Linked DNA regions of Homo sapiens: region 1 is linked to region 2. Evidence: read pairs that join two places in POLR2A ChIA-PET (ENCODE). Cell type or tissue: CD4-positive, alpha-beta T cell. All regions are shown on one strand. Region 1 has its middle 24 kb from the start of PPIF. Region 2 overlaps ANXA11 (annexin A11).

The links. Peaks named below come from ENCODE experiments on the same cell type or tissue, not always from the same donor. Only the 100,000 strongest peaks of a DNase experiment are listed, where the experiment ranks them.
Region 1: POLR2A ChIA-PET joins it to region 2 with 6 read pairs; 2 of 35 experiments call an interaction of 5 or more read pairs at or near these places.

Annotation. Positions count from the first base shown.
Region 1 is chr10:79,322,295-79,324,794 of GRCh38, forward strand. No RefSeq gene overlaps it. Among named protein-coding and RNA genes, the nearest start is that of PPIF, 24 kb to the right of the region's middle. RefSeq lists cis regulatory regions at 453-1,365, 819-1,319, 826-1,326, 846-1,346, 869-1,369. In CD4-positive, alpha-beta T cell, no CTCF peak of the experiment used is centred here; a DNase peak (open chromatin) is centred at 1,087; H3K4me3 peaks cover 607 bases; H3K27ac peaks cover 1,190 bases.
Region 2 is chr10:80,186,487-80,188,986 of GRCh38, forward strand. The region is part of intron 1 of ANXA11 (annexin A11); the gene reads right to left. Among named protein-coding and RNA genes, the nearest start is that of ANXA11, 18 kb to the right of the region's middle. RefSeq lists enhancers at 1-158, 1,799-1,898. In CD4-positive, alpha-beta T cell, no CTCF peak of the experiment used is centred here; DNase peaks (open chromatin) are centred at 355, 1,165, 1,525 and 1,615; H3K4me3 peaks cover 1,399 bases; H3K27ac peaks cover 2,258 bases.

The DNA of each region.
Region 1 (2,500 bases), 860 kb before region 2:
AAAAATGTGTACAGACACCTATGGCCTAAATAAAGTCCAGGTGTGAGCTGCATCTGCCTCAGTGGTCCCCAGTCCCTGACCTCTGACCCAGGGCCAAATGCTGGTTTAAGTGGCGGGACTGAAATGCAGCCCAGCCCCGTGAGACTCTGGAGCTTAACCACCAAGTTCTATACCTCTAGATTAGCTGGAGAGACCAGTCCCTGCCTAAAGCAGAAATACCCATGGTCTGCAGATCCCAAGACCGGACCCATCTGCCACCATCCCCAGCCCTGAACATGCTGTCTTTGGCCACCATAACACACTACCCTGTTCTCATGCCCATATCTTTGCCAATGTCTGCCCCTCCTCCTGGAATGCCACTCTAGACTTTTGGGAATGCCTGTGCACCCTTATCCTCCTTCCCTGGAAACTGCCATCTGCCGCTGCAGAAGGGCAGACATGTTTGACCCACATGACCAAACCCCCCTTGACCCCAGCCCATTAGACCAGGAGGGACACGTGTCGCGAAGGACTAGCTGGCCAGTGACCAATCATGTTACCCCTGCCCCAGTCAAGAATCTGACCTGAGGCACAAAGATTGCAGGTGCCATTGTGGCCCCGGCTGGATCTAAGGCCTGACCTGCCTCTTCCCCTGCTCTCAGTGGATCTCTGTTACTAGGCTCAGTCTTTGCCTTTGACTTTTTCCCTCCCCTCCAGGCTGCATGATTTCCCTTTTTCTTTTTATGACTTTGCTTATATCAAAAGTTAAGTCTTATGTCAACCTTGTCATGAGAACAAAAGAAGCTTTCTAGCTTTTAACTAAAAGGATGTCAGTTAACAACGGAAATATATGTCAAACAGAAACAGGGTCTCAGCTTTGTGGTCTTGGGAACCCTCTCTTCCTATTACTACTGCTTATTATCCAGGACCTGGCGTCTTCCCTTTGTCACCCAGGGCCCGGTGTCTTCCCCTCACCACCCGGCACCTAGTAGTCTTCCCTGGAGCTAGTGTCTTCCCTGAGAGGCAAGACAGACCAGCCCAGCCAGAGTGCTGCTGGTAACATCACAGAGACGGCAGGCCCCATCTTTGGCAGCTCCCCAGACTCTCTGTGGTTTGGTTTTGTAGCCTGACACTCGAGGTGGCTCACAACTTCCTTCTGGAGTGAACATTTAACATCCTGCCTGCCCGTCACCCCTCCCTTCTTCAGGGAACCGTACTCGCTTTCTTCTGAGCATCACTCTGCGCCTCTTACTGCCCCTCTCTGATATGTGAGCCAGGCCATGCTGCTGTAATAAACACCAAACTATCAGTGGCTCAAGACAATGCCCATGTCACAGCCCAATGTGGGTGCCCCTGGTTGGACGCTGTCTATGTGGTCATTCACTAACCCAGGTCCTTCTCATCTGGTAGCTCTGCTCTCCTTAAAATTTTCTGCATTCAGCTGGCAGATGAGGAAAACCAAAGGAGTATCCCATAGAGAGTAAGTTTATGGGCCAGGCCCACATTTATTGGCTAGAGTTCAATCTCATGACTGTGATTGACCTACAATTTCAGTTAGCTACACCTAACTACAAAGGTAGCAGGGAGGGTCTTCAGAGAGAAGGCAAAGATCCAGGGAAAGGCACTTCAGCTATGTGCCTAGACAGGAGACAGAGTCCTAGGGAAGGATTCTGTTTGTTCCAGCTGGGTTCTGTGTCCATTCCCTGGCCTGGTCATTTTGAACTGGAAGGCAGAGTTGTTATCAGCTCCCATGGATTCAAATGAACATTTAGACAGTGTATCAGTTAGGTTTTGCGGCAGAACAAACAGCTATTTATTATTAATGGCCTAAAACAACCATTCATTTTTGCCTCTGAGACTGTGGGTTGAGTGAGAAGTTCTGTCGACTGGGCCAGGCTCATATGATCTCAGTTGGGCTCACTCACGTGTCTGAGGCCAGCAGGCAGGCTAGTTTAGAATGGCCTCACTCGCATATTTGGTAGCTGGCTTGCAGTTAACTGGAGTGAGGCTCCCTGGGCTTGTTCAAATGGTCGCCTCAGGATTGTACAGCATCACTTCAGCCTCATTTCATTGGTCAAAACAAGTCCCAAGACGAGCCGAGATTCAAGGCCTGGGAAAACAGACTTCTCCTCTTGATAGGGACAGCTACAACATCACATTGCAAGTTGCCGTGAATAACGGAAAGAAAATTGCAGGGTAGACAATTGCAACCTACCACAGCCAGTCTCTGCCACATAATCCCCTGGGAGCCAACACAGCCCTGCCTGCCAGTCCACAGTGACTGGTCTGCGGATGCAGGCACCAATCAGAATCCTTCCCTAGCATTTTCCATCCTGGTGCTAGCATATCCCAGTCACACCTGTGTCTTCCTCAGTTACATGAGCCAGTGAATCCCCTTTCACAGAGACCCACATTTGACTTGGGTCTCTACCGGGCACTGCTTAAGCCTCTGGAGAAACATCTGACAAATGCAACCCCTTACTGTTTGGTTGACCCACGCCTAAGGTGCACTTGATGCACC
Region 2 (2,500 bases):
CTCCACTCCAAGAGTAGAGGGGACAGCGAAGGCAAGACTGATGGTGGAGGGAGGCCACCGGGCAGGGAGATATGAAAGACCCTCGGAGAGTAAACCTGCCTGGGAGAGGGACCCGCAGAGGCAGGGCCTCAGCCTGCATGAAGCTCCAACCCTGCGGGCACCAGAGCCTGTCCTCAGAATTTTCACTGAGGTGTGGCATGGATGGGGCCATCTTCTCTCCTCCTGCCTGCCTCTCCAGACCAGGTGCTGAGAAGGGGGATGGGGGCAAGTGAGGAGGAACTCACTTTCCATACAACGCAGACCGAGAGCACACAGCGTCACACGCAGATCTCTCCGTCACGCTCCTCCATGGCAGGCTTCCCTGGAAGCCAGGCCACTCCTCTTTGTGGGCAGAGTCACCTCTGAGGCCTGCCCACACCAAACAGGCTCACATAAGAGCCAATGCTCAGTCAAATGCTGAGTCCAATTCAGAATTTCTGAGGAGTGGAAAGTGGGCAGCAGAGGAAGAAAGTGACAGAGACACAGTGCTAATATCTGGCTGCCTCGCAGGCCAGCACGTGATGGGCACTCAGGTCCTGGAGGACGCTGAGGTTCTTGCAACAGACACAGTGGCAGTGACAGAAAAAGCCCCCCACCCAAGTCCTGACTCCAAAGTGTGGCCAGGACCTGCTATAGTTTGAATACTTCTGTCTCCCCAAAATTCATTTATTGAAATCCCAACTCCCAGTGTGATGACATTTGGAGGCGGGGCCTCTGGAAGGTTATGAGGTTGGAGTCCTCATGAATGGGATTCATGGCCTTATAAAAGAGATCCCAGAGGGCCCAACCCTTTCCACCATGTGGGGACACAGGGAGAAGGTGCTATCCTATTTGTGAACCAGAAAGTGGGCCCTCACCAGACACTGAGTCTGCTGGCACCTTCATCTTCAACTTCCAGCCTCCAGAACTGTGAGCAATGTACTTCTGTTGTTTATAAGCCACCCGGTCTATGATATTTTATTACAGCAGCTTGAACGGATTTAGACGGAACCTAAGGATGCACGCGCATGTGCGCGCGTGCACACACACACACACACACACACACTCTCTCTCTCTCTCACACACTCCCAAAAAGGGAAACAGTGGGTTGTGTTTATAAGTGCAGGTGGCAGGGGCGGGGAGGAGACACAGGTCTCTGTCTTTGTTTACCCACTTCCGCAAGGGGAAGCCACCGCCAGTTACACCACCTGAGCAGAGGGAGCTTCTGCCAGGGCCCGCCTAGGAGGGACCAGCAAAACAATGGTAGTGAGCTGATGTCAATTGGGCACAAGTCCCAGGGTGGCTGAGGCTTCCCTGTCAATCCCACCCCTCTTAGCTGTCAGGTCACTCCAGTTACTGCAAAGTCCAACCCAGCTTCTCCCAGATCTCCTGGGCCCACAGGGATGTGCCACACCCCAAGTCCTGTGGTAGTTACTATCTACAAGACAACCCTTGCAGCAGCTCTGCCGGAAGGAAGCAGAAACTTCTCTAAACCCTTCCCTCATTTTGCAGTGGGAGGTAAAGGGAAGCTCTGCAGCTCCAAGACACTGGGCCTGAGCCTCACTGACATTGGCTTTCACAATGTCTACCCCTAGATTCTTGGCAGGCTTCTACCACCCCCAATTACTCTCTCTCACACACTCTAAACCAGCTCCCCCATCTTTTCACGGCCCACACTCCCCCGTCAAGGGCCCCAAACATCACAGGACAGTCACAAGGGACTTCTCAATTCTGCTGCATGAGTTTTACCGCAGCCCACACAGCTCTGATATCATCTTCTAACACTGCTGCTAGGCCACTGGGATGGTACACAGGGTTTGGAGTCCAGTGACAATGATTCCATTCTAGCTCTACCTCTTGTTAGCTGTGTGACCCTGGATATATAGATTGACCACTCTGAGCCTTTCTCCTCACCTGTGAAAAGAGGAAAAATGCATCCATCTCATTACACAGCTGTGAGAATGTAGTATTCTCACATATATATATATATATATATATATATATATAGCACTACAACAGGTATTAGCACACAGCAGGTGCTCAGTTAATTTTAACTTAGTCCCTAGGAGGCATTAGCCTGGAGCCAAGGTCTGGTTCCTAACGCAACTGCTTGCTGTGTGACCCCCCTGGGCAACTTAACCTCTCCGAACCTCCATTCTATCTGCAAAGACCTGATGTACCCCACCTACCTTGGATTACTATGAGGACTAAAAGTAAAAAGAACAGGAACGCGCTTTGTAAAGCAGGACACAGTTATCTTCACTCTGTGACCAACACGCCTAGTGGCCAAAGAAGCCAGGCTCTGACATTTCGAGAGGGAGAAAAGGGTCACAGATCCTGGGCACACACTAAACTCAGGTGTCAGGCTCCCGCCAGGGGACCAGCCCAGCCCACACAGTGAGGGGAGTGTCCAGCCAACCCTTAGGGTCCCGGGGCCTCAGGAAAATGCTGGTAAGGGGAGGGGTAGAGGGAGGGCTTTTCA